Linked DNA regions of Homo sapiens: region 1 is linked to region 2. A link is an interaction called in ENCODE POLR2A ChIA-PET data of the cell type or tissue named here. Cell type or tissue: OCI-LY7. All regions are shown on one strand.

Region 1 (5,000 bases), 170 kb after region 2:
TCAGCGACAGCGGCATCATCTTCCGAGGCGTGGAGAAGCACATACGAGCCCAGGGCTGGAACTACGGGCAGGTCTCCAGGGGCACAGGCCAGACAAGGATGTGGGCTGGGGCATGGGGAGGTCGGTGGGACTGGAGTCCCTCTGTCTGCTCACTCTTCTCAGGAGGGACAAGGGGGGCTCACTCCTAGAGAAAACCCACTCATTCATTCATTCATCTACTATTCACTGGGCCAGGGCCTGCACTGGGTCCTGGGGAAGGGGAGGTGCTTTGGACAAGGTTTGGACACAGAACAGGTCAGTATGGTTGTGGAAAAATGAATAGCTCTGATCAGTGGTTTTCAAACACGAGCGTACATCAGAATCCCAGGAGGGATGGCGTGCTGGACCCCACCCCCAGAGCTGCCGACTGAGTAGGTCTTGGGCAGGGCCTGAGAATGTGCGTTTCTAACCAGTTCCCAGGTGATGCTGATGCTGCTGGCCTAAGACCACACTTTAACAGCCACTGGCTTAGATAAGTAGTTCCAATACCAGGTGCAATAGGGGAAGGAAAAAGTCAGAATGATAGGGATGGAAGCAAAGGGAGTCCAGAAGAGGGTGAAAGGAACCTCCACTTCGGCCATTGTGGAGGCTTACGTGATATTGTAGTTGGGTCTCTACAGTGAGGCAGGATCTGCCCAGGCAGAGGGAAGAGCAGGCAGAGCCGCACGGACGTGGGAAGTAGGGAGTCTTGAGTCTGCTAGAGGAATTCTGTCTGCCTGAGCTCCAGGTCCCCGGTGGAAGAAAGACTGGACTTGACTGTCAGGCTGAGGAGTCACGCACTGCCCTGCAGGCCAGGGGTTTAAAGGCTTTGGGATTCGGGTGCTGGGCAGGGAAGTTATAGTGAAGAGTTTAGGGTCCACCTAAGGGGTAGCCACTACTCAGCACCCACTTTTTGTTGCCAGACCTTCCAAATTATCAGAGACCAGAAACCTAAATGTGTATGCAAAAATTCCCCAATTTTTAAATGTTGTTAACTAATTCAAATGTGTTTGAAAACATCATGTAGACCAAATGAGCATATCAGCGAGGTGGATGTGGCTCGAGAGCCTCCGATTTTAGCTCAGACTTTATTGTGGGTAGTCAGGAGCCACAGGAGATTGTTGAGCAGGGGAGAGACATGATTAAGGCTGAGGTTCTGATTCCCCAGGTGACTCTTTGAGGAAGGGTTTCCAAGACTAGGGGGTGCTCTGTGATGCCCCTGGTGGTTGGAGGGGGCAGCAAACTGCCCTGCACAGATGGGGTGACTGACCGGGTGAGGGCTGTGGGAGGGCCTGGAATATGGGTGACTGAACGCAGCCTCTAAGCACAGCCTCTCTGGGGAGCAGTTTGAGGAGGACATCCTGAACATCTGCCTCTCCATCCTGGATCGAAGCCCCGGTCACCAAAACAACCCAGCCACCGACGTGTCCTGCCGCCACAACCCCATCTACGTCACCAGGGTCATCAGTGCCATGGTGAGAAGCCCCTCCATCCCTGCACATGTACTTCCTCAAGGATCCCCCAGCCAACCCCGGGGCCACAACCTGTGATTCTTCCCATCACCCCTTGTTTTAATTCGCTGTTGTTGCAGAACCAACCACCCCAAAACTCAGTGGTGTAAAACAACCCTTTATTATGCTTACTGTTTTTTAGACTAGGAATTTGGGCAGGGCACCATGAGAATGGTTTGGTTCCACTCCAAGATGCTTCTTCTGGGGATATCTTAATGACTGCATATGTCTGGGATGGTTTAACAGGACCTCTGTCTGGGGCTTTGGTTCTGGTGGTTGGCAGTTCCTAGGTTGCCATCCATGTCATGTCTCCTGGAACTGGAATGTCCAGGATGGCTTCCCCACCCTCATGTCAGGTTCTGGGCTGGGGTGGCTGGAGCAGCTGGGACCCACCAGTCATCACTCTTTCTACACAACCTTTCCATGTGGCTAGCTTGGGCTTCCCCACAATATGGCAGTTTCATGCATAGCAATGGCTCCCCACCCCCACCTCCCTGCCCCAAGCAATTCTTCCAAGAAAGAGGAAGTGGAAGCTCCCAGTCTTATAAGGTCTAGGCCTGGAAACTGGCACAACATCAATTCCACCATAGTCAGTGGTCAAATTAGTCACAGGCCAGCCCAGACTCAAGAGGAACCCTCTTCTTGAGTGGGACATAGACCCACCTCTCCGTGGGAGGCATGACAACTTTAACCTATCACAGGCCTCAGGCTATGGTGTTTCCTCCCAAAAGGTGTCTGCAGGGCCCACCACCTCCCTCTACCACATGCAGGTATTAAGGTCAGTGGGTGGGTATCTGAGATTCCAAAATTGCACAAAGCTATATTTCTCCTATTTGATACTCTCAATTCCTCAAGACCTCAGAGAGCAGTTGGAGCACAGAGAATTAACATGAGTGACAATCCCAAACAGCAGAGCATCACAGCCCTGAGGACAGTGAAAGTCCTGAACTCAAGGCTCCCAAGTCCAAGTCCTAGACTCATGGATCACCACTTGGACTAACTTGCTGTGTGATTTGGGCAGGTCCCTGAATGCTTCTGAAGCTCAGTTTTTGCATCTGAAAAAAAAAAAAAAAAAGAATAATGAAACCTACATTGTAAACTTCAACAGGTTAATATAGTGTGCACAAAATTCTTGGCATAGTGGTGTCTGGCACACAATGAGCATTTAATAAATGTTAGCTGTCCCTATAATGATTATGCCAACAGTCCCCCAAAACAGATCATTTAACATAGGAAATGCTCTAAAGTTGTAATGATTTTTACAACACAGTATCCAAATGGAAGATAATTGAAAATGACAAGTGCTACCAGGAAGTAGGTATTTTAAGGCAACAGATGCCCCTAATTTTCAGACAGTTAAAAAGCAAGAGTGACCCCGATGGACCTGGTGGTCCAAAGTTGGACAGGATTTGACCACGATGCGGTTCTTGAGGTAGGAAGCCCTGCCTGGTTGTGGACCCGTGCCCTCCTCTGCCCAGGTGAACAGCAACAACGACCGAGGTGTGGTGCAAGGACAGTGGCAGGGCAAGTACGGCGGCGGCACCAGCCCGCTGCACTGGCGCGGCAGCGTGGCCATTCTGCAGAAGTGGCTCAAGGGCAGGTACAAGCCAGTCAAGTACGGCCAGTGCTGGGTCTTCGCCGGAGTCCTGTGCACAGGTACCCTGGGAGAGAAGGGCCCCAGGGTACCTGTGCCCCCAGCTTCCTCTATCTAAATGTATTTACATATATTTGCATATGCTGCAACCCATCTTCATTGATGGATTCATTGACAGGGAGAACGAAGTCTGGCTGATGAAGAGAGAAGCCAGAGAATTTATTTCCTTCATATCTGATCTTTTATCTTGAAGGAGTCCTAGCTCCCTCTGTCTCTCATTCATTGAGTGCCTTGGGCGAGCCCTGCGGCTCCCTTGGCCTCCAGTCCCCTCAGGAAGATGAGGGCTCTATTAGGTGGCTTCCAAGTTCCTGCCAGCCTCAAAGCCTGTCTACTTACATGAGGTGGCAACAGCATATCCTGAAGTCCTTGAGAGAACGTGCAGGAGATGGTGGCATTTCTGAGAGTGGAGATGGGAGTCTCAGCCCCACAACCTGATGAACTAGACACACAGACAAAGATGGGGTGGCAGAGGGCTTTGGCCACAAATGAGCCAGGGCGCCTGCTGTGGAAGCCAGGCCCCTCTCTCAGGGGCCAGGGTCCCGCCTGCTCCGAGCCTCTCTGCTCTGCAGTCCTCAGGTGCTTGGGGATAGCCACACGGGTCGTGTCCAACTTCAACTCAGCCCACGACACAGACCAGAACCTGAGTGTGGACAAATACGTGGACTCCTTCGGGCGGACCCTGGAGGACCTGACAGAAGACAGCATGTGGTGGGTCCTGCCCCCAGCCTAGGCCCGAGGGCTCTGGAAGCCCAGCAGGTGGAGCAAGGCCTCATCTTCCATAACACCACCAGGGAGCGGCAGGCCCAGAGCCCAGCTCTCCTGAATCTGAGCCGGCTCTGGAGGGAGTGAGAGGCGCCCTGCGGATAGTGGTGCCTCTTCCAAGATGTAAGGTCTGAGGTCAAGAGATGTAGACTCAGAGGTCAGGAGGGGCCTCAAGATTTGATTGCCTTGAACGCCCGGTTCTACTCTGTCTGGGAATCTGTGGCTTCCTGGGGTGGGGTGGGGTGGGAACTCCTTCTGCACAGGTACCTCTGGATCAGGCTCCTGCTTCCGTATCAGCTGCGGTTCTCCGTGTTGTGTGTCTCAGGTGGGAAACAGACTCCTTCCTTAGCTAAAACAAAATTCTTCACATAAAGCTTTAAAAAATTCATTCCAGGCCAGGCACGGTGGCTCACACCTGTAATCCCAGCTACTCAGGAGGCTAAGGCAGGAGAATTGCTTGAACCCAGGAGGCAGAGGTTGCAGCGAGCTGAGATCACACCATTACACTCCACCCTGGTCAACATAGTGAAACCCCATCCCTACTAAAAACACAAAAATTAGCCAAGCATCGTGGCAGGCGCCTGTAGTCCCAGCTACTCTGGAGGCTGAGGCAGGAGAATCGCTTGAACCTGGAAGGCAGAGGTTGCCTCTGTGAGCCAAGATCATGCCACTGCGCTCCAGCCTGGGTGACAGAGTGAGACTTCGTCTCAAAAAAAAAAAAATTCATTCTAACTTACTTAATTTTCTGAAATAGGAAAAACATTCATGTGGTTTAATATTTGAAAGGTACAAAATGGGTTGCAGTGATGTCTCCCTCCCGCCCAGTTCCCCAGCCTCCCCATCCTCCTCCTGGAGGCAACACTATCACTGTCTGCTACATCTCCTGTCAGAGAGATGCTCTGCAGACACGAGCACATACATACCTACAGTGCCTCCCCGCCTTTTCCCTGCTTAAACAGTATTGGCAGCTTTATGTGATACTGTTCTTGCTGGAACATTTAACAATTCCACGTAAATACACAGAGTTTTCCTTATTTTCCATAATGTTTTAAGTA
Region 2 (5,000 bases):
AAAAATGAAGTCTGTGCTTATTTTAGAATTTCGGGAAATATAAAAATGTAGCTTTAAAAAGCCCTATAGGTTGGGTGTGGGGGCTTACGCCTGTAATCCCATCACTTTGGGAGGCCAAGGCAGGTGGATCACCTGAGGTCAGGAGTTTGAGACCAGCCTGGCCAACATAGTGAAACCCTGTCTCTACTAAAAACACAAAAATTAGCTGGGTGTGGTGGTACACGCCTGTAATCCCAGCTACTTAGGAGGCTGAGACAGGATAATCGTTTGAACCTGGGAAGCAGAGAGGCTGCAGTGAGCCAAGATTATGCCATTGCACTCCAGCGGGGGCAACAAAGCAAGACTTCATCTCAAAAAAAATAAAAAGTAAAAAGCCCTATATAATTCCACATTTGAGAGGCAAAACATAATTTATACCTTTTAAGAAATATTTCTTTCCAGTCGTTTTATTATTTATGGCATTTTGGTTGGTTTGTTTTAATATGGTGTGTTCACAATGTATTTTATGCAGAATTTGACCTTTTTATGTGTGTATGCCTTGTTTTTCCTGTTATGTTTATTTATTTATACTGCTCGTTATTCAAAAATAATTTGAGGCCCTATTGTCAGAGGCATTTGAACCAGAATGACTCCATCTTGAATCGGGGCTGGGTAAAATAAGGTTGAGCCCTATTGAGCCGCATTCCCAGGAAGTTAGGCATTCTAAATCACGGAATGAGATAGGAGGTTGGCACAAGATACAGGTGACAAAGACCTTGCTGATACAACAAGTTGCAGTAAAAAAGCCAGCCAAAACCCACTGAAACCAAGATGGCCACAAAAGTGACCTCCAGTCATTCTTATTCTCCGTTCTATGCTAATTATAATGCATTAGCATGCTAAAAGACACGCCCACCTGCACCATGATAGTTTACAAATGCTATGGCAACATCAGGAAGTTATCCTATATGGTCTAAAAAGGGGGAGGAGCCCTCAGTTCTGGGAATTGCCCACCCCTTTCCTGGAAAATTCATGAATAATCCACCCTTTGTTTTGCATATGATCCATAAATAACTATAAGCAGTCGAGCAGCCCACGCTGCTGCCCTGCGTATGGAGTAGCCATTGTTTATTCCTTCACTTTCTTAATAAACTTGCCTTCACTTTACTCTATGGACTGGCCCCGAATTCTCTCTTGCACGAGGTCCAAGAACCCTCTCTTGGGGTCTGGATCAAGACTGCTTTCTGGTAACACTATGAGATATAGAAGTACATACAGTATTTCTTTCTGTTGCCTGCAGCATGCAATCCTGTGCTTTGTTCCTACCAAGTGTTTATGGATTGAACAGGGAATTGAGTCTGGGGAAGCTTGTTTTCCAGTGGAGGGCAGGTGGATGTGTGATTTTGTCTGACTTTTGGAAGTAGCCAGGACCTCCCACTGTTACCATGGTGTATCTTTGGAACTGAGTTCTGTCTCTGGTCATTTATTTGTTTCCATCTGTCTTTGTCTCTCCTTTCTGGAGGGGAACATGTCCGAAGGCCTGGTCTACAGTGATCTCCCTCTAAACGAGAACAGACTCATTCCATCCTGCAGATGTGTATTACTCAAAGTGCTGTTTGCACGCAAAGAATGCTAAGTCCTAGCCCAGCAACTGGAACGTATCAACTCCTTCTCTCCCATCCCCTAGAGGCATGGCCCAAATTGCTGTAACCCTTCACCCTTCCAAGCTCTAGTACCCTCTGGCTTGGAGGTTGCAAAAAGGATGGCATGCATAGGTTTCTTATAAGCCAGGGCCCTAAAATTGTGCTTGTGGTGACTGGTGTAAGTGATTATACCACATTTCCTCCTGCCACAGGGTCATTATACAAGTTGTTCCCTTCACTAATACATTTCAAGCTCTCACACACATACACATACCTACTCCCCCATCAGATCTCAGCTCTGATGTGGCATCTTCAGGGAAATGTTCCCCAAACCCTGCATTTCATCATGTGACCTATTAAATAGTCTCAAAGGAAAGCACTGTATATCCTTCTTCCTTGCACTCATCACAGTTTATAAGTATACATTGTTGTATGTCTTGTTCTCCCATAAGACTGTAAGCTCAATGACAGGAGGGACTATATCTACTTTTTTTTTTTTTTTTTTTTGAGACAGAGTCTCGCTGTCAGGCTGGAGTGCAGTAGTATGATCTCGGCTCACTGCAACCTCTGCCTCCTGGGTTCAAGCGATTCCCCTGCCTTTCTCAGCCTCAGTCCCTCAGTAGCTGGGACTACAGGTGTAAGCTACCATACCCGGCTAATTTTTGCGTTTTTATTACAGATGGGGTTTCACCATGTCGTCCAGGCTGGTCTTGAACTCCTGACCTCAGGTGATCCACTCGCCTCAACCTCTCAAAGTGCTGGGATTACAGGCGTCAGCCATTGCACCCGACCATACCTAGTTTTGTGCACAGTGTCTCCAGTGCTTATCCCAATGACTAGAGCGTGGCAGCGCTCAGTTAACGTTTTTTGAATAAATGAATGAAGAATGGACATTTGGATTGAGGCAGTGAAGAGTACTAGTTAAGAGAGTGAGATTTGGAGCCAGATATTCGGAGTGCAAACCCAGACGCATGACCTTGGATAGTATCATTACCTCTCTCCACCACTGGTTCTCTGCCTATAACATGGAAATAACAATACCGCCTATTTCATAGCGCTATTGTGAAGATCAAGTGAGGGACTCTGTGTAAAGAGCTTCAATCAAAGCCACAGTAAGTCCTCAACATAGATTAACTATTATTTTCTACTCTTTTGGCCAACAGAAATATTACTGTAGTAAATATTATTTTACATATTTTGATCCACTTTTTATGAGTGTTCAGTAGATGAAATTCCTGTAAGTTGAATTGTCGCATCAGAAGGTTAATTTATTTGGAATTAATTTTTGTGTCTAGAGTGAGGGAGAGTTCATATTTAACTCTAATTACAGAAAAAAATATATTTAAAAAAATAGAGTGAGAGAGAGGTTTAATTTTTCACTTTTCCCAATGGAGAGGTATGGGAGGCCAAGACCTCTGTTAGTTCATTAAATATTTATTTTTATTTATTTATCTTTTAAAGACAGGGTCTCACTATGGTTCTCACACTAGTCTTGAACTCCTGGGCTCAAGCAATCCTCCCTCGTCAGCCTCCCAAAGTACTGGGATTACAGGTGTAAGCCACCACACCTGGGCACCCCTGTTAGTTTCTGAGTCTGCAGAATTAAGACACTTAACATGTAGTTAGTGGTGGCAAGCACTTACTTAGCTCCTTAAAGGGAAGATGTCACAGCTCCCTAAGGCCCACATATTGCTCATTCTCACCGAGATGGCAGAGCTTAGACAGCCAGGACTGAATTAGAGGAGTCTGCTGTATCTCCCCTGCTTTCAAACCCAGGATTATGGGGAGTCATATCATTAATACAATAGTTTCCAGCTCTGCCTCACATGACAGTGTCACTATTCCATAACCGCCCTGTGATCTACACTTGATTTCTAGATGTCTTGATGTCTGGATCCTTGTTAACAGATTTTTACCTGTGCTATAAGCCTAGAGCTTTTCAATTTAATATAAGGGCTTTCCATGCAATAAAGATTTCCAGCTTGGGGCCTCTTCAGTAGCAGGCCAGGCCATGGCCTCTTATGCTAGCTAGTTACCCCAATACCATTTACAAATTTCTCATAAATACAAGGGCCTATTTCTGGTCTCTATTCTGTTCCTCTAATTCTGTAGAAGATCTTTCTTCATTTCATTCTCACTGTTTTTGTTTTCCAAAAAACCCTTGGCTATAGTCTCATTCAAGAAAACTGGAGAATTAATTTGTCCAAATTGTGCCCTCAACCCCTGCAAACATGCTTGTCTACATGCGTGTGCATGCATGCCCACACACGCTCACACACACAACACTCTCGCACACTCATTTTTCCACTAGAATTTTCACTGGAATTACATTGAACCTTTGGGATAGTTTGGAGAAGATTGATTTCTTTTCAGTACCAAATTTCCCATAGAACATGGAATATCGTTCCTTTTATTCAGGCCTTCTGTTTTATGTCCTTCAGTAAAATTTTATAGTTCCCGTATGTAGGTCTCATGCATTTGGTATTCTTTGTTGCCATTGTCAGTAGGGCCTTATTTATTATATTTTTTCAGTTGGTTATTACTGAATATAGGAACACCATTTTTTACTTTTGCTACTTACTCATAGGAAGAGGTGAACTGAGAACATTTGAGACAGATGGCTAAGCTGATTTTAGCTGCCATGTTACAGGCAGAGTGCTAAATCAGATCCTATAAACAACTCCTAGGCAGGGATTAGAATGACCTATGGGTTGTTCACAGGGCGTGAAGTAGGCACAATGGGCCAATAACACCTTTACCTGGTGTGATTGCTAAATAGCACCGGATACAGATTTAGCTTTTAACTTATAAATATTATTCCTGAACAATCCAGATTGGTTTGCAGAATAATTAATTTATAGCAGCCTAGGCAAGGTGGTATTGAAGCATCTTTTTAGATGATCCACTTTTATCTGTTTTAGAAGGTTTGGATTTTCTTAGAGTGCCTTCCTTACAGCACGTATGACCAGTTTCATGCTGCTACTAGCCTAGGGCTTGAAGTTATACAAACTGTCTTTTGATCTTTGGTCTTTGTCATCAAGATAAGATCTTGTACTGCTTATTTATTTATTTATTTATTTATTTTGAGGTGGAATCTCGCTCTGTCACCCAGGCTGGAATGCAGTGGTGTGATCTTGGCTCACTGCAACCTCTGCCTCCCAGGTTCAAGCAATTCTCCTGCCTCAGCTTCCCAAGGAGCTGGGATTACAGGTATGCGCCACCATGCCTGGCTAATTTTTGTATTTTTAGTAGAGACGAGGTTTTGCCATGTTGGCCAGGCTGGTCTTGAACTCCTGACCTCAAGTGATCTGCCTGCCTTGGCCTCCCAAAGTGCTGGGATTACAGGGGTGAGCCACCATACCTGGCCTTTTTATTTTT

What was found. ChIA-PET counts read pairs that join two places held together with the same protein. Peaks named below come from ENCODE experiments on the same cell type or tissue, not always from the same donor. Only the 100,000 strongest peaks of a DNase experiment are listed, where the experiment ranks them.
Region 1: POLR2A ChIA-PET joins it to region 2 with 12 read pairs; 3 of 35 experiments call an interaction of 5 or more read pairs at or near these places.

Annotation. Positions count from the first base shown.
Region 1 is chr20:2,396,554-2,401,553 of GRCh38, forward strand. TGM6 (transglutaminase 6) reads left to right here. Exons shown (of 13, transcript NM_198994.3): 4 at 1-71; 5 at 1,365-1,493; 6 at 3,008-3,185; 7 at 3,753-3,891. Among named protein-coding and RNA genes, the nearest start is that of TGM6, 18 kb to the left of the region's middle. In OCI-LY7, a CTCF peak has its summit at 1,222; no DNase peak of the experiment used is centred here.
Region 2 is chr20:2,222,846-2,227,845 of GRCh38, forward strand. It overlaps LOC124904860 (a long non-coding RNA gene), which reads left to right and starts at 2,338. Exons shown (of 2, transcript XR_007067501.1): 1 at 2,338-2,734. In OCI-LY7, no CTCF peak of the experiment used is centred here; no DNase peak of the experiment used is centred here.